Linked DNA regions of Homo sapiens: region 1 is linked to region 2. A link is an interaction called in ENCODE POLR2A ChIA-PET data of the cell type or tissue named here. Cell type or tissue: K562. All regions are shown on one strand. Links, peaks and the distances in the headings refer to the core of each region. The heading gives the core; the rest is flanking DNA.

What was found. Peaks named below come from ENCODE experiments on the same cell type or tissue, not always from the same donor. Only the 100,000 strongest peaks of a DNase experiment are listed, where the experiment ranks them.
Region 1: POLR2A ChIA-PET joins it to region 2 with 5 read pairs; 2 of 35 experiments call an interaction of 5 or more read pairs at or near these places.

What each region holds. Positions count from the first base shown.
Region 1 is chr19:54,599,055-54,606,746 of GRCh38, forward strand. It overlaps LILRA1 (leukocyte immunoglobulin like receptor A1), which reads left to right. Exons shown (of 10, transcript NM_006863.4): 8 at 182-232; 9 at 1,458-1,496; 10 at 1,645-3,327. The coding sequence ends at 1,763. Among named protein-coding and RNA genes, the nearest start is that of LILRA1, 9.3 kb to the left of the region's middle. In K562, for the core only: no CTCF peak of the experiment used is centred there; no DNase peak of the experiment used is centred there; H3K27me3 peaks cover 304 bases.
Region 2 is chr19:54,415,058-54,426,448 of GRCh38, forward strand. TTYH1 (tweety family member 1) reads left to right here and starts at 407. Exons shown (of 14, transcript NM_020659.4): 1 at 407-621; 2 at 4,071-4,249; 3 at 6,220-6,331; 4 at 7,133-7,353. The coding sequence starts at 496. LOC124904770 (LIM domain-containing protein A-like) reads left to right here and starts at 2,045. Exons shown (of 1, transcript XM_047439797.1): 1 at 2,045-3,660. The coding sequence starts at 2,079. The coding sequence ends at 3,284. RefSeq lists an enhancer at 7,128-7,928. In K562, for the core only: no CTCF peak of the experiment used is centred there; a DNase peak (open chromatin) is centred at 6,004; H3K27me3 peaks cover 3,057 bases.

The DNA of each region.
Region 1 (7,692 bases), core at 3,693-7,692, 180 kb after region 2:
AAATGCTGGGATTACAGGCATGAGCCACTGTGCCTGGCCTGAATATAATTTTTTAAATGTCTACCCAGGACACCCACCTCTCCTTGACAGGGAGGTTATATAAGTTATACATAATCTTATATAGAATTTGTTATATAAGTTACCTCTGAATATGTCTCTTCTCCTCTGTTTTGATTCTCAGGAGCAGCTGAGACCCTCAGCCCACCACAAAACAAGTCCGATTCCAAGGCTGGTGAGTGAGGAGATGCTTGCCGTGATGACGCTGGGCACAGAGGGTCAGGTCCTGTCAAGGGGAGCTGGGTGTCCTGGGTGGACATTTTAAAAAATTACATTCATTCTAATTTAAAGAATTCTTCAACACCTTTAATGATTTATAAGTGAAGTATTTCATTCCTTTACATTTTTAAAATAAGAGATAACTATCCATGAGAAAGCTACTGCTTTGAGTATATTCATTGTATTTCATGCTAACTCACTACTAAATTGCTCTGTTCTAACTGCTTTTCAATGGATCTCCTCTAATTTACTAATACAATTTGTATAAACCGTAAGACAATGGGAAATTTTACTTCTTTATTTCTAAATTATGTGCCAATATTTCTCACTTTAAATGTCAATATATATGTTACTACATCTTAAATAAATATCTGAAGTTTTACATATATACATATTTATGTGTGGTTAAGTAAGATACTTTTGAATATGTGTGTAAGTATATCCAAATTCATTTGATGTATATTCATGCATATGCTTAATATATTTGATGCGGTAGGTGTTTACATGTTTGTTCCTGGTCTAGATTCACCTAGATTCACACTTCATAAAAACAAATACTGATTTATGAACCTTGAGTGACATCTCCATTTAGCATATATATATATATGTTTGTATGTGTGTGTGAATGTGGGAAACTGTATTGCATTCTAGGTGTTACTGCCTATATGAGGAATTAGTTAACTAGAGATTAAATGGAAGATGAAACCCCAGGTGAACTGGCTGAGGCTGTGTGAAGAAGAAGCACCCCCAGACTTTCACCCCTTTGTGCTTCTGACACTGGGGAGCCCCTGCAGACCAACCTCCCATGCATGGAGCCTGGGTCCTCCGCTGGTGGATAAGTGAAACTCTCATCTCTGGGGGAATTGGCTCATGTGCTCCTGTGTCCCTGGCTGCACAGACAGCGCACAGGGCTCAGTGACTTCTGTATTCCTTTGCAGATCCTGAGCTCCCAGAGTGCAGGAAAACGCCCTCCCCAAATGCCTCAGGAGTAACATTCGAATTTCTAGAATGCAAGAAATCTGAAATAATTCAATAAGGACACTGGAGGGAACCCTGCTACACAGGAAGGGTTTATTGAGGAACTCCCTAGAACTCATGTCAGAAGACATAGGGGAAGATAAGAATGCAGAGCCCAGGGGAGAGGCTGGCTCAGGGCTCTTCCCCTCTGTTTTTATTCTCAGGAGCAGCTAACACCCTCAGCCCATCACAAAACAAGACTGGTGAGTGAGGAGATGCTCTCGTTTACGGTGCTGGGCACAAGGGTTGGGTCCTGTCAAGGGTAAGGAGGTGCTCTGGGTGGACATCCAGAGGTCCTGGGTGAAGTTGATCTGCCCTGACCTCTGTGACCTCTTTGCCCACCATCCCCAGCCTCACACCCCCAGGATTACACAGTGGAGAATCTCATCCGCATGGGCATAGCTGGCTTGGTCCTGGTGGTCCTCGGGATTCTGCTATTTGAGGCTCAGCACAGCCAGAGAAGCCTCTGAGATGCAGCCGGGAGGTGAACAGCAGAGAGAAGAATGTACCCTTCAGAGTGGTGGAGCCTTGGGAACAGATCTGATGATGCCAGGAGGTTCCGGGAGACAATTTAGGGCTGATGCTATCTGGACTGTCTGCCAATCATTTTTAGAGGGAGGAATCAGTGTTGGATTGCAGAGACATTTTCTGGAGTGATCCATGAAGGACCATTAACCTGTGATACCTTTCCTCTCTATTAATGTTGACTTCCCTTGGTTGGATCCTCTTCTTTCCCCACCCCCAGACAGACATGAGGCTACATCCCACATGGCAGCGTTGGGTCCACACCTCTGCACATCTGTGTGCTCTGGTCCATGGTGTGTAACACAGTCTTCTTTATTACTCATTGCCATACTCCCTGGTGTGCTTTACTGAGCCTCCATCTCTTCAATTCAGAGTTCCAAACGTGCTTCAGTAACTAAATCAATGGGAGAGTATCGGATTTCAACCAGGAAAAGATAAATCCACCCTGATGCCCTGACACCCTCTCTGAACCCTACGAGCCCTTCCCTCCTTCTCACATGCTACCTGTGCAGCTTCTCCTTAGATCATTGTGTAACCATCACTGCCATCCTGTTCCACACATGGTCATCACCCTACACCCATTCAGCAGCCACTCCCCATTCCCTCTTCCCTCCAGCACCTGCTAACCACAAATGTGCTTTCTGTCTCTACGGATTTGCCTATTCTGTCTGAAAACATTTCAATCTCCTTTGACCTGTGAGCTCCTCACTTCGAGACTTCCTGCCTTTCCAGGCAGAACCAAAGTACACCACGTCAAAAGCAATGATAGGCATTTGCAGTGTGTTGGTGATCCACGAAAGGAAAATCACGGAAGCAGGATAGAAATCCAGCTGCAGACAAGACCTCAGGTCGATGAATCTTGACAAGCAGTTGAGCTGTTTTTTTCTACTCACCTAGGACAGTCAGGCAGAAGTATGCAAAATGACTGGGGCTGATTCTTTTCTGAATTGTCGCAAACAGCAAGAGGACTTGAGTCCTAGCATTAAAGAGTTCAACATGTCTAGGTCCAAGACCACTGTTGTGTTTGAAGGATGTAAAACCCTGCTGCATAGGATGGAATATTTGGAGGGAGGATCCTGAAAAACATGAGGGATCAAATAGTCCTCAACTTTCTAGGACAAAGGGAGCAGCTATTTGCCATCTACCCTCCAGAATAAAGAAATCTTATCATTCACCATCTACCCTCTAGAATAAAGAAATCTTATCATTCGCCATCTACCCTGTAGAATAAAGAAATCTTATCATTCACCGTCTACCCTCTAGAGTAAACAAATCTTATCATTCACCATCTACCCTCTAGAATAAAGAAATCTTATCATTCGCCATCTACCCTCTAGAATAAAGAAATCTTATCATTCACCGTCTACCCTCTAGAGTAAACAAATCTTATCATTCGCCATCTACCCTCTAGAATAGAGAAATCTTATCATTCATCATCTACCCTCCAGAATAAAGAAATGTTATCATTTGCCATCTACCCTCTAGAATAAAGAAATCTTATTAAGGACATTTTCAAAGCCTTAACAGAATATGAATGATTACAATATTATGTTTTACCTATACAGCATCTTCCAAGTTCTAGTTTGGTTGTGCCAGGCCAAACATTTGAGCCAGATTTCGGCAAGATCAAGCAGGAGACTCTGGCGTCTGTCGCTGATTACCTTCCCGCCATACCTGGCCACCAGCCTTTCCCATGGACCCCACGTGTGTCTCCAGACTCTTGGGTATGAATCCTGTGAACACACTGACCTCTGCTTTCTACATGACTGACAAGCACTATGAAATTTGCATAAATATGAATAGAAAATATACTGTCCCCACATCCCCTAAAATAAAACTGAGTCCTCACCCATGGGCTTTTGCTGGATTATACTAAGAAAAGGCAGGTCTTACAACACACATTCCATAGACTCACATCTCAGAGAAGATTCCTTCCACAGGCTCAGGGTCCTGAACACACTGCTCCACTCTCAGGGCTCGGAGACACTCTGCAGGTGGGTCTTCACCCCATCCGGGAGCCCTAATTCCTTCTTCCTCGGTTTTTCATACAGTGATTTTTCCCAGTACTGCTGTCTACTTTCCTCTGCCAGAAATTCCTTGCTGGATCCATGGCAATCTCCTCAGGACTCCTATTTCATAAAATGGAAATGGAATTCTTCATATGCCTTAAAAAGTAAAATAATTATCCAAACAATATAAAATACAAACACCCATCTAGCAAAATATTTCTTAGTACATCATGAATTCAAATATATATCGTACAAAATGACTGAGGATTTTATTAATTTTGAGCAATATTGAGGTTTTCTCATAATATCTTTTTATTGTTAACTTCAAACTAAATAACAATCATGTCTGGGAATAAAATGTATAAGATAGTCATTTAGAAAAATTTGGAGATTTTTCCTTCCTTGTCCAGTAAATACTTAACATTTTACGTGCAATGTATGTCATAAATATGGGCATTCCCCCCTTTGAGGTATGTGTTCATTAATATACACACATATATATACTCACACACACATATATACTGTACAGTGGCATCTACACATACTATATATCCACATATAATGTATTTGTATGCAATATGTAAATATATACACACATAACACCTAGAGTAAGTGTATGTATACAATATATCAGAATATATATGTGAATTCTTTTTCCATACAAACTGTGTAACATTTCTTTACACATCTACACACATATATACCGTGTGTGTATACATATAGTGCTTATGTACATAATAGGTAAATATATACACAAATTAACATATATATGTATACATACATAGAATTTGTTTTTCTATATACAAACCCTATAACATATGTAACTAGAGAGTTTTACCATATGTATGTAATTCAGATTGAACATTAAGTTGTATACTCATTCATTTTTTTTCTTAACCTCTCAGTTCTTGATAAATATTTCTTTGAATCACCAAATATATACAAATTTATGTTGTATATATTTCAATAACCCATGGTTAGATGAATGAAAGTTTACAATTATTTTATCATTTTTTATACCGTCTCTCTCTCTTTTTTTTTTTTTTAACACAGATGAGTCTCACTATGTTGCCCAGGCTGGTCTTGAACTCCTGGGCTCAAGTGATCTTCCCACCTCAGTCTCCCAAAGTGCTGGGTTACAGGTGTGAGCCACCGTACCCAGCACTTAATACCTTCATTAAAACATAAAACTTCACTATTTTCAAAAAAGTTTTGTATTATGTTACATTTTGTGGACTATTAATGTTTCTAATAGATAATTTTAACAGCATGTCTTTCTTCCCTTACTGATTTTAAATTATGATTTTATATTAGATGATACTATTGTGTCTCATGCCTAATGTGTTATTGGGGGTGTTGGGCTATTTAACTCATCCTGAGTAGGGGAATCACTCTTTAACATACGGGGTAAAAAATGAATAATTTAGAATAATTTCATGAATTTAGTTAAGTATTCGATTATATATTTTTGAATGAAGATTCATTTATCCTTGTCCTTTAGAAAAGACATGTACTCTTATATGTGTGTGTAGTTACATTCGTGTGTGTGCGTGCATGCAATTTTCAAATACTTGCCTGTTTCCCACTTTTCATCACCGGCATCTCACATCCTACATTTTGGATTCATTGATCTATCTGGATAACATCATTTAAAATTGCTTTCACTGAGTATGAAAACAGTAATATCTAGTAACTTGCAGCTCAGATAATGCTTTATTTTTCCTCCCACTTTCTCTATCAAAATAGATGAAAACATTTCTATATTAATTAAAGGGTAAGATATAACACCTGGAAGAGAAAGCACATCTGATGATTGAGGGATCCACCCTCCAATCCCTCCTCAGCCCTCATGCAGGGGAAGCCCAACCTAATGGGCTTCACAGGTCTGTCTTGCTCTGAGCCTTTTTCTGCTTAGGAATTGGTCCCCTGCTGACCCCTTTAACTTTTAGGTATTAACCTGAGTAAGCATAGAGTTCCTCACTTGCTGTTAATCCCTTGAGAGTACATTTTCAACATTTCCTTGCCTTTCATTTTTCTGTTGGGAAGTCCGATCCCAGTGATCATGCTATTCTACTGACATGTTGAGTTGAAAATCACAGGACACAAAAATGTGTTTTAAACTATACAATTTATGCTAGACAATTTCAGTCTAGCATATATACTTTTTAATCTACTTCTGGTATTTTTCAATTTATCATGGTAGGTCAAGGTTTACATTGCATGTTTAAATGTATGCATCTTAGCACTTAATTAGTCTTTCCTCGTCTCTGTCAAATGTTCAACTCTTTAATTCGTGAGCTGTTGCCAGACATTATTCTCCCTTCTTTCCTTCTGACACGTACAATAGATATGAGGTTCTCCCTCCTCACAATATTCCCCCAAATATGGTGAATTTTCACTTTTGGTGTCTCCATAGTGCATTCTGGAAAATTCTCCCAATTTTGTTTTCCAATTTAATAAATGTCTCTTTAGCTGTATCTTGACCTTGATAGAATAAATATTTTGAGTGTGCTTCTTCAACTGAATTTTTGCCTCTAGGATTTCTAACTCATTTCTCTGATGCTCATTTTTTGCCAGTATAATCCATATTCTTGTCTCAGAAATTTAATTTCCTCTTGTATTTTTTTCAGATATTTAAACATGTTTAATTGAAAAAGGGTCTTATGCGTTCCTAGTATTCTATTTCTTTGCACATAATAATCCTTATCAACAAATGTGTAGACTGATGATCATAGCACTTTTTATCATTAGAAGGATGGCTCTTGGTTGTCTATTTTTGTTGGACACTCACCTCCTACACTCCTGAGCTACCATGGAGGGATCCTCTCAAGGCAGTTTTTAGTAATCCAGGACTGAAAATGGGGGACTGTTCCAGCTACTGATGACACGTGGCATTCATTTCCCAAACATAGTGTCTGCTCAGGTTGCTCCCAGAAGGAAAAAAATGCATGTGAAATTCACACTCATGGCCGGGCACGGTGGCTTATGCTTGTAATCTCAGCACTTTGGGAGGTCGAAGTGGGCAGACCACTTGAGGCCAGGAGTTCAAGACCAGCCTGGCCAACATGACAAAACCCCGTCTCTACTAAAAATGCAAAAAAATTAGCCAGGCCTGGTAGTGGGCACCTGTAATCACAGCTACTCAGAAGGCTGAAGCAGGAGAATCACTTGGTCATGAGAATCAGGCAGGAGAATCACTTGGGAGGTGGAGGTTACAGTGAGTGGAGATCATGCCACTGCACTCTAGCCTGGGCAACAAGAGCAAAACTCCATCTCAAAAAAAAAAAAAAAACTCATACCCACACATGATACAGATACCCACATGTAAGAACTCTGCAGTGAATGAATTTGTTTCACACACACCCAGGGGAGTTGGCTCAGTGGTGGCCATGGGCCTGGGTCGGTAAATAGACATATTCCATCACAGCTTTCAGCCTTGCCCAGAGCCCTGGCCCTTCTCTGCCTGTGAGGACCCAGGGCCCCTTTTCTGTTCTGCACAGAAATGGAAACTTCCTCCCTAATGACCCCTAATGGCACCAGACACAGATGCCCTCTCTGTTTCGTGTGTATCCTTCTCCTTCTGATGAACTTTCATTTCTCATTTTCTGGACATGACTGTGATAACCGGGGTGTTGATGAAATATTATGAGAAGCATCTCTCAAGGGCAGGAACAAAGGGGCTCTCCTTAGTGGAAACATCAATCTCAGGCCTTGATGGTGGGCGCCAGCATCCCCTCATGCCCCCACCCCTCCTGTCTTCACCTGCTCTGGAAATTACCCATGGCTGAGCCCCCTGCAGCCCCCAGGCTCCAATGACCCAGCTCCCCTGTGATAAATGGGGTTCATGACAGGCTCCAAATGAGGA
Region 2 (11,391 bases), core at 3,566-7,565:
ACACAGAGGACTTCTTATCCATGGAATTGGCCGTTCTTTGTAAAACGCTCTGTACTTACTAGCAACCTTTACACAGACATGAAGTTTCTCCATAAGGATAAAGGGATCATTATGTTTTAGGTGAAATAACAGTATGAGTGGCCTCGTATGGACAAGGAGGGCTGATTTCAATCGCGATGCAAGCCAGCTGTCCGGATGCCGCCGACGCCAGCAGCGCGGTACCTGCGCGGGCAGCAGGTGGGAGCCGCGACCGGGGTGGGGCGCGGAGCGCTGGGGGCCTCCCGACTCCCGCAGTCCCCGCCGCGACCACCAGGGGCAGCACCGTCCCCGCCCGGCCCGCGCCTCCCTCCCCCCAATCTCCGCCCCCCACCCCCTGCCTCCCCCCCGCTCCCGCTCCCCTGAGCCCAGCCAGACCCCGCGCCGCCCGCGCCCCGCTCGACTCCGGAGGCTCCCGCAGCCCCGGCGTCCGCCCCGCTGCCCCCTCCCCCGGGGGCCATGGGGGCGCCCCCGGGCTACCGGCCCTCAGCTTGGGTGCATCTCCTCCACCAGCTGCCCCGCGCCGACTTCCAGCTCCGCCCGGTGCCCAGCGTTTTCGCGCCCCAAGAGCAGGAATACCAGCAGGTGGGACCGGGCGCCAGGGCCTGGGGGCCAGGGCTGGGGGCCGGAGCTCCTGGGTCCCGAGGGAGAAGGGGGCTGGGTCACAGATTTCCTGAGCTCCGCCGGAGGCTGGGGGCCGGCCCGGACTTTGGGGTTTCGGAGGGAGGAGGAGCCTGGGGGCGCCCATGCCTGGAGGTTCTCCTGGGACGCGCGCTGGGGGTCCAGACCTCGAGCTCTCTAAATAAGGGAAGGCTGGGGACCTGCACCCCTGAGTTCATGGAGAGGAGGGGAGGGGGGCCCGGATTCCCGGGTGTCTGATACCTGCCTGGGAAGCCGGCCTCCAGGGTCATCGGGAGGGTAGGTCTACTCTTCCTGCCCTAAAAGATGACCCTGCCCCACAGGATCAGAGCAGGTGAATATGTCCCAGATAAGGTGGGACCCAGGAGACAGCGGACCTGATAACGGTGGCGGGGAAAACGCTGGCTGCTGCGGTGCTGGGATGGGATTGAGAGTCTGAAATGGGGAAGGGGGCTTCAGGGGCTGAGGACCAGGGCTGGAAAATGAAGGGGCTCTGGGAGAGGAAGCTTCTTGCCCGTCCCAAGAAAGAAGGGGTGGTCAGGGCGCTGCAGGGGTGAGGGCCGAGATGAGGCTGGGTTTGGGGAGCCTCGGGATGACAGACCCGGGTCCCGAGGGTGGGGCCGGTGTGGGAACCTCACAGAAGCCGGTGTCCCTGGGGAAGGGGCCCGGCTCGGGGCAGCTCCAATGGGCGAAAGAGCTGTCCCCTGACCCAGTTTAATTCAAGTCCTTGACTTCGAGATTAATGAGGAGAAAGGCTTGGCTGAGCTGGGGACGGGTGGGGGTGCTGGGAGTCCCGATGTGGCCCCAGGACGGGTCCTGGCCCTGCTGATGGGGCCTGAGCCCCTGGGCTCCGTCTTGGGTTGCTCCTGGGAGAAGGGGGCTGGGATTGGAGAGCTCAGGGGGCGTGGAGGGGGTCCCAGAAAAGCGCGGAGGGGATGAGTGCTGTGTTCTGAGCTATTTGGGTCACGGCTGGCACAGCCCTGAGCAGCTCTTCCCCGCCTGCTCCTCGCCGCCCCCTCTCCCCACACACGGGGACCGCCGTCCCCTCGCCCACAGCCTCGCGGTTACACAACGGCCACCTCCAACAACGCCGCTCCACCGGCTCCGGCCTCGGCCCAGACTCACGCCCGCTCTGGCCCGGAGACCTCCCGAAGCCGCACGCGGGGATCCGCGGCCCCAGTCACCGCCAGAGGCACGGGTTTGGGGGAGCCTCACTCCGCCCCCACGGTCGGGGGTCAGGGTCAGGGTGGCAGGGATGCGCGGGCAGAGCCCCACAGCCGAGGAGGGCAAGGGGGACCCCTGCAGGGACGCGACCACCGTGGGTACAGCTGCAGACACAGCCAGGGCCTCAGGGACACTGGCCCGGGGGAGGCACACAGCCACACGCACACACTCACTGGCATATGCACAGCACACACACACGTCCACTTACTCCCATTACACACTCACATGCACACACATATGCACAGGCACACCCAGACACGCCCACTTATTCCAACACACTCACATGCACACACATATGCACAGGCACACTCAGACACACCCACTTACTCCCATTACACACTCACATGCACACTCACATGCACACACTCAGACACGCCCACTTACTTTCATTACACACATGCACACACACATATGCACAGGTACACACACACGCCCACCTACTCTCATTACACACTCACATATGCACACACACATACCCATTTACTACTCCCGCTATGCACTCACACCCACATACAACACACGCATATAGACACATGCATACACTCACATGGATATACCCACTTACACATACACAATCACACATATGCACACGCACATTGCGCACAGTGACTCACAACACACACATACACATGTATAAGCATTTACTCCCATATACAAGCACACACTGCACTTATATATATATGCTTACACACTCATGCATGCACCGTCACATACACGTTTATACTCCCATACACACACACACGTACATTCCATTCACATCTACACACACATGCACACACATATTGACTATAGCATTCATGTGCACACACACACTCACATGCAGTCACGCATCCACACACACACTCATCCACACTGTTACACACACACAACCGGACCCACTCACAGGCCCAAGGAACTGTGCCCAGAACACACAAATGCCCACAGATGTTCTCATTTGCAGACAGCAGTGCACCCAGGAGACACACTCAGGTGCCCCCTCATCTCATGGAGACAGCCCAAAGATAAAAACATCCAGTCTCAACCAGAAACACAAACACTGCACACACTTGGGACACACACACACACACACACTGTGCCACTGTGTGTGTGTATGTGTGTGGACAAAGGCAGAAACACCGTGGTTTAGGGGAAACAGCCTTGGCAAGTCCAGAGGTGTGACTCTGATCCCAATGTTGTCCCTCCATGCTCCGGGGCTCAGTGCAAACCCCCTGGGCCACTGTGGGCCTCTGGGACCGCACAGGTCAGCTGTGAAATCCCCGCCACGTGGAGAGCCCTGTTATTCTGCAAGGCTCTGCCCACCGCAGAACGTTTCCGCGGCCTGCCTGTCTTCCGGGCCTTGGCTCTCTCCGCCTCTCTGTCCTTGTGTGTCTCTCCCGTCTCCATAGTGTTCTCACGCTCTCTCTCCCTTACTCTGCTCTTCCTCTCTGATTTGATCCCTTTTGCTCTCTGCCTTTTTCTGACTCATGCCCGAACCTTGTCTTATCTTTGTCTCTTTTTTTGGTTGTGTCTTTCTGCCTGTGCCTCCCTCCATCTCTCTCTCTCTCTCTTTCTGTTCTGTCTTCACTCTTCCAGTTTCCATTTCTGAGTCTTGCATACACACACACACACACGTTGCCACACAGCCCCTCGTCCCGTCCCTGGGTGACAAGCTCAGGCGCTGTGGGGTGTAGCGCTCAGCAGCAGGGGAGACAGTGAGCAGGGAGGAGAGGGGGAGGAAGCACGCCTCCCCCAGCCTGGCCCGAGGCACCAGGAACAGGTGCCCCCACACCCCCACCCGCCCCCTGATCCCACACGATTGTGGAGGGGCCTTGGCAGGTCCTTGGGAAAACCTCCATTCCAACTGCTGGCTGCAGAGAGAAGGAAACCCAGGCTCGGAGAAGGGGCGGTTCCTGCTAAAGATTGCACAGCCAATGGAGGGCAGAGCAGAATTGGGACCCAAGGCTTGGGGCCCCCAGTTGGAAGCTCCCTCCAGCAAGCTGGCCCTGACACCTGGAGCCCCAGCTGCCAGCCTGGGAGGGGCTGGGACCCAATCTCCCCCAAGATTAGGCCAGGGATGTCTCCCACCTTCACTCTGACATCCCAGACCCCGACCCCCCAGCCACGCAGGAAGGGGGATCTGAGTGTGGAACACACGGGTGCCCTCGGAGGTCTGATGTCACCCCCTTCCCCAGGCCTTGTTGCTGGTGGCGGCCTTGGCGGGCCTGGGCTTGGGCCTGAGCCTCATTTTCATCGCTGTCTACCTCATCCGCTTCTGCTGCTGCCGGCCCCCCGAGCCCCCCGGGTCCAAGATCCCCTCGCCCGGGGGAGGCTGCGTCACCTGGAGCTGCATTGTCGCCCTTCTCGCCGGCTGGTAATGGGGCCCCAGGGTGGGTGGGCGGTGGGGACAGGGCTCCCCAAGCTCTTTGCTGGCCTTCCTGGGGGTGTCCTCCGGGGACATGGAGGAAGCAGACAGGAAGGAGGAAACTCCCTCGTCCCTGTCCCTGCCATTTGCAAGCCCACTTCAGCGCACAGCAGGAAGGACTGTCCCATTTGATGGATGGAGAAAGTGAGGCTCTGGAGAGGAAGTGAATCAAGGGCAGCCATCTGGTGAGAAGGCGCAGGGGCAGTCAGATGGCCTGGTTTTGGTGGCTCTCCCATTGAATAGCTGTGTGACCTAAGGGAGTGATAGTCTCCCTGGGCCTCAATTTCCACATCTGTAAACTGGGCATTATCATCTCGCCCACCTCCTGCGGGGGTAAGATGGAGAGAAAGCACAGTGTCTGACTTGCAGCTACTCTCAGCCAACATTAACTGGTGATGTCTGTCATTCCGTCATTCACCAGCTCATTCATTCGACAACTGTTTATTGAGTATTTACTATGTGCCAGATACTGACCAAGCCAGGCAAGGAGCCCCTCGTGCAGCTTATGTTCTAATCAGGGAGACGGACGATAAATAGATATAATCACCCTCCAAGAGCACCTCATCTGTGCCCAGACCTGAGCTGGTCTAATTCCTTCTCACAATAATGCTGCTGGATTCAGGGGTGTCAGGCCCAGTTTCCAAAGAGGAAGGCTCAGGGACAGAGGGGAGGTCACCTTTCAAGGCCACGTGGCTTAAGAGGCAGCACAGAGATTCAGACCCAGGTTAGTAGGACCCCCTCACACCCCTCAAAGCGAGCTTAGGGGGCTTCCAATGTGAACACACCAGCTACCAAGAACGAGCTCTGAGCACAGCCCCCTCCCCGGCAGGGCAGCACCCACAGGTTGCAGACAGCAATCCTCTTCCACAGACGGGGGGTCCCAGAGGGCCAGACGCCTGCCCCGGACCCACAGCGGGCAAGGGGAGGGACCTGTAGGGGTGGCCTGTATTCAGGACGCTTCCTCCTCCGGCTCTCTGGCGTGGGGGGAGACAGGGGAGGTGGACAAAGGCCCAGTGGGGGAGAGACACGGCCCCAGCCCCCGCAGCCTGGGAACAAGAGGAGCTTTGTAGGACTCTGAACAATGGGGCGGGGACACTGGGCGTCCGACCCGAGGGATGGGGGTGGAGGCCCAGCCGGGGCTGGGAACCGGGAGGGTGTCAGGCTCCCGCCCCCTCCACTGCGGGACACCGGCCGGGGGCGGGGACGGGAGGGGTCTGGGGCCCCACATTCAGGTCCCACAATGGAGCTCTGTGTGTCGGTAGGGTGGGGGCGGGGGCACGGCTTCTCGCCCATCCTCCAGCCTCCCTCCCACATTCCCTTACTTCCCTCCCAGCTGGCCCGACGCTTGGGTCCCGGGTGGGGGAAGGCCGAGAGCTCCAGGCTCAGCGTCCCCCCAGGAGATGGTGGCAGCTGCCCCCCTTGTACCCTTAGGAACCCCCAGGAGGTGGGGGCGGAGAACGTCTCAGCACTGAAGGGTTGGCACTGCAGGCCCCAAGGACCCTAGGGCACCCTAGGACAGGTGCCAGGAGGGCTGCCTGCCTGGCAAAGGATGCGGGGGAAGGGTGTGGGGCAGGCAGTCCTAGGGAGGGGAAGACGGCCCATCCCGGAGCTGGGTGTGACTGGGGTTCTGCTCCAGGGAGGTGCGAGTTAAATCGGGGGCTCCCTCCCCCCCACCACTCCACCCACCATTAACATCACAATGACGTCCCTCCGCTGGGGGAGTGAGGCCTTCCCGTTCCCTTGGCAACCGACGGGGGCCAGGCTGAAGTCGCCCTTTTCCCACGGGCTGGCCCAATGAGGTGGGGCTGAGATGGGAGGGGTGGATAAGAAGGCGAGGTGGAGGGGATGGGGTGGGAGGGGACGGTGGCCCCCGGGGTCCTGGGACCCGCTGAGATTCCTCTCCCTCCTCCTCCGCTCAGCACTGGCATTGGCATCGGTTTCTATGGCAACAGTGAGACCAGTGATGGGGTGTCCCAGCTCAGCTCTGCGCTGCTGCACGCCAACCACACACTCAGCACCATTGACCACCTGGTGAGGGGCCAGCAACCAGTGGGACCCCAGACCCACACCTGGACGGGCTCCCCACACCCAAGGACAAAGGGATCCAAACTCAGAGCTAAGACCCCAGGCTTGAAGCTTAGGAACCCAGATTCAGAACTTCATCCTGAGACCCACAGACCTCAGACTATCCACCCAACCCCCGACCCTGGCTGCAAATTGAGGACCTCACACACAGGCCCAGCCCTGGACCTTACCTGGAACCCCCAAGCCACACAGAAACCAAGCACCAGCGACACCAGCCCCTGTCCACGGGCCAGATCCAGGGCCCCAGACCTGATTCTTGGCCCGTAAGCAAGCTCAGGGACCCCCGCCCTGAGGCCCAGGTCCCCGACTTGAGGCTTCAGCTCCGACATCAGCTCCAGGATTCTGGGCCCTGGGGCTGAGGCCTGGCCCCACTTCATGCCTTAGATTCCATGTCCAGCTGCAGACTCTAGACCATGGGACCCAGACTTGAGACCCCAGATTCTGGAAGGCAGATGAAAACTTCAGACCTAAAGCTCCACACTTAATCTCAGTCCTGGGGCTGGACTTACTACCCTGGGCTCAAGCTACCAACCATCCAGAGCTCTGGATAGAGGCCACAGAACTCCATGAACTTGATCTTGAAGCCCCTCCCCAATCCCTTCCCTTACTCAATCCTCAGATGTCCCAGACTCCAGATCTCAGACACCCGCTACTATGCACCCCTCCTTCACTTCTAAAACCCCATGCCTCGACCGCGGGCTCCCCCCAGGATGTCCTTCCAGACCTCAGCCCCTGTCCTATCCCCAGGTGTTGGAGACGGTGGAGAGGCTGGGCGAGGCGGTGAGGACAGAGCTGACCACCCTGGAGGAGGTGCTCGAGCCGCGCACGGAGCTGGTGGCTGCCGCCCGAGGGGCTCGACGGCAGGCGGAGGCTGCGGCCCAGCAGCTGCAGGGGCTGGCCTTCTGGCAGGGAGTGCCCCTGAGCCCCCTGCAGGTGGCTGAAAATGTGTCCTTTGTGGAGGAGTACAGGTGAGACGCTGCTCTTCTTGCTCTCTGTGCCGGCAGCTCTCAGGCGGAGTCCCCGGGGGGACAGTTGGCAATGCCTGGAGGCAGTTTTGGTTGTGACAGCTGGGGAGTGTGTGCGCACTGCTGGCATCCAATGGGTAGAGCCCAGGAACTGTTCAACACCCTGCAATGCACAAGAACCCCCTCCCCACCCATTGGCAGGGAATGATCCAGCCACCATGACAATTATGACGAGGCTGGCCAGGCGCGGTGGCTCAGGCCTGTAATCCCAGCACTTTTAGGAGGCCAAGGTGGGTGGATCACCTGAGGTCAGGAGTTTGAGACCAGCCTGGCCAACGTGGAGAAACCCCGTCTCTACCAAAAATACAAAAATTAGCTGGGCGTGGCGGCAGATGTCTGTAATGCCAGCTACTCAGGAGGCTGAGGCAGGAGAATCCCTTGAACCCGGGAAATGGAGGTTGCAGTGAGCCGAGATTTCACCATTGCACTCCAGCCTGGGCGATAGAGTGAGACTCCATCTCAAAAAAAAAAAAAAAAAAAAAAAGATGAGGTTGAGAAACCTACTGTGGAGGGACAGATCACCAGACCCCATGGCCATCCTGACACCCATGTCCTCACCCATTCACTCACTCACCCCCTCCACGTCACTCCACTCACTTATTCACACATGCGTTCATTCCTTGACTCACTCATTCAGCAAGTCACTCTTGGACTCAGTTACTCCTGGACTAACCCAGCAGGCCACTCACTCAGTCGTTCATCCGTGTGACATGTGTATTTGTTCAGCACTATTTTTTTTTTTTTTTTTGAGATGGAGTCTCACTCTGTCGCCCAGGCTAGAGTGCAGCGGTGCGATCTCGACTCACTGCAACCTCCGCCTCCTGGATTCAAGCGATTCTCCTGCCGCAGCCTCCCAAGTAGCTGGCATTACAGGCAGGCGCCACCACGCCCGGCTAATTTTTGTATTTTTAGTAGAAACGGGGTTTCACCATGTTAGCCAGGCTGGTCTCAAACTCCTGACCTTGTGATCTGCCCGCCTTGGCCTCTCAAAGTGTTGTTCAGCACTATTTATTTAGCACCCTCTGGTGAAAGAGGCAGCGTACCTACAGATCAGGAACCTGAGCTCGAAAGCCAGCCAGCCCCACCCTAACCACGCGGCTGCAATCAAGTTACTTTGCAGACCTCTGCCTTGGTTTCCCCATCTGTGAAATGGGAATCGGGGCAGCGTCCCCCTTGTTGAATTGGTTCGAGTTGTTGAGTTGGCATCTGAGTGCTGAGAAGGACGATTAGCACAGGGAGAGCACCGCAGAGATATGAAGTGTAGTCACCCCGGTGGCGGGCCGGGCAGTGAGCAAGTGGCAGAAATCCCTGCCACGTGGCTGCGTCCTCCGGGGGGAACCAGCAAGGGACAAACGCAGAGAAAAACATTGTAAGGTGTTGGGCCATGAGAACTTTGGAGAAAATTACAGAGGGGACCAGGCACGGTGGTTCACGCCTGTAATCCCAGCACTTTGGGAAGCCGAGGCAGGCGGATCACGAGGTCAAGAGATCGAGACCATCCTGGCTAACACGGTGAAATCCCGTCGCTACTAAAAATACAAAAATTAGCCGGGCGTGGTGGTGGGCGCCTGTAGTCCCAGCTACTTGGGAGGCTGAGACAGGAGAATCGCTTGAACCCAGGAAGTGGAGCTTGCAGTGAGCAGAGATCGTGCCACTGCACTCCAGCCTGGGTGACGGAGCGAGAATCCGTCTTAAAAAAAAAAAAAGAAAATTATAGAGGGAGATGAGGTGGGACAGAGTCTGGCAGTTCATCAGGGGGACTGAGAAGGTGGCATTTGGAGGAGAGGAGGCAGTGAGCTGTGCAGTGTCCAGGCAGCCACCCTTCCCAGCGGCCACCATGACGGTGTCCTCATTGCTTTGACCATTAGTAATCATTCATTCATTCATTCATTTATCCGACGTCAGCTGGAGGCCCTGCCCGCGGGGCATGCGCTGAGATTTGGGAGGCCTTCCGGGATGCTGCGCTCCAGCGGGGAAGGCCGACTGGGGCTGAAAAAGCTGGAGGTCAGGACACACCCGCAGGGCAGCAGGTGCAAGAGACAGACAGGCCTGGGTTTGAAGAAGTCCAGGTTCTGCATTGTGGTCAGGCCCAGGGGCTGCACAAGCCGGGCCTCAGCTCCTTCTCCTGGGCGAGGGCAGGGAAGTGGTGGGAGCCATAAGGGTGATGCCAGGGTGAGGCAGACCCACCATCACTAGAAAATATCTTCCGGGTGCACCACTGCGAAAGCACCCCACACTTGGGAGTCCCTCGACAGACAAATCAGGGGCCTCCAAGGGAGTCTTGCTGGAGGGGAGCACTTGCGAGGCTGGGCGGAAGCAGCCAGAGACCAGGGTAAGGAGTGAAGCCCAAGCTTGTGGGGCCTGCAGAGAATGGCAGGAGGATTAACTGAGCACTTACTACGTGCCGGGCACTGTGCTGTTGTTACGGCGGGTCCTTGCTCCCGGAGCTCCCAAGATCGTGGTGGCCACTTCCAAGAGGGCAGCAAGCCTCGTGTTCTCTGACCTGGGGTTCTTGGCCTCACGGATTCCAAGGAATGGAATCCTGGGCCCTGCGGTGAGTGTTTTAGCTCTATTAGAAGCCGTGGGTCACGGAAGAGAACCGTGGAACCCAGCGACCAGTGTTCAGCTCGATCAGGATGAACCCAGGCAGTTAGCTGTGCAGGAACAATGGCGAGCCTCTAGCCCGATTGGGAGCGGCAATGGGTGTCTCCCTGGATCACGAGCACAGTGGACACCCTGCCGGATCCGGAGGGTGGAAGTCAGCGGCGGGTCTGCGACGGCGGCAAACAGCAGTGGTGGACGGCGAGCGAAAGCTCAGCTCAAGCCGTAACAGACACGGACCAGAAGAGTGTGCAGTTTCAAGTTTTAATAGAGTGAAAACAGAGTTCCCATACAACGGGAGGGGACCCAAAGTGGGTAGCCGTTGCTGGCTGGAATGCCTGGGTTTCTATCCAGATCATTGTCCCTTCCCCTGTGCTCTCAGGTGATAGATGATTGGCTATTTCTTTACTTCCTATTTTTGCCTAACTAGCACTTTAGTGAGCTCTCTTTACTACCTGATTGGTTGGGTGTGAGCTAAATTGCATGCCCCGTGTTTAAAGGTGGATGCGGTCACCTTCCCAGCTAGGCTTAGGGATTATTAGTCGGCCTCGGACATCCAGCTAGTCCTGTCTCTCACTGTGGCTTGCATGCTTGCACCTCCTGAATCATGGTGGTGGGCCCTTCACTGATATTTAAGGATTAACTTTTTTTTTTTTTCATTTTTGAGACTAAGTCTCACTCTTGTCGCCCAGGCTGGAGTGCAGTGGTGCAATCTTGGCTCACTGCAACCTCCACCTCATGGGTTCAAATGATTCTCCTGCCTCAGCCTCCCAAGTAGCTGGGATTACAGGCGTGCACCACCACGCCCGGCTAATTGTTGTATTTTTAGTAAAGACGGGGTTTCACCATGTTGGCCAGGCTGGTCTCAAACTCCTGACCTCAAGTGATCCGCCTGCCTCAGCCTCCCAAAATGCGCGGATTACAGGCGTGAGCCACCTCGCCCGGCCAAGTATTAACTATTAACTAACATCTCAGTTCCCTCGTTCACGCTCAGGCTAACCTCTAAGTGTGTCCACGTGCTTGGCACTCTCCTAAGCACTTCTAGTCATGCAGCCCACTCGAGGCAATATTCTCAAGCCAGTGTTGTTGTGCTCCCCACGTTACATGTAGGGAAACTGAGGAACGAGAGGCTAAGGTTACCGAGACAAGAGTTACCCGGCCAGTTAAGCGGAGGGGCTGGGGTTGAGACCAGGCAGCCTCTGCCTCCAGACGTCATGCCCTCCAGGGATGCGATGGGATCTTTGGTGCAGTCTTGAGAACGAGTATCTCCACTCTGCAGGGTGGGGTTGGGGATGGGGAGCTCGGAGAGAACACATCACGTGTCCCTGGTCACAGGGCACATGTGTGTGGCCCGGCCAGGGGATAGTCCCAGGTGCTCAG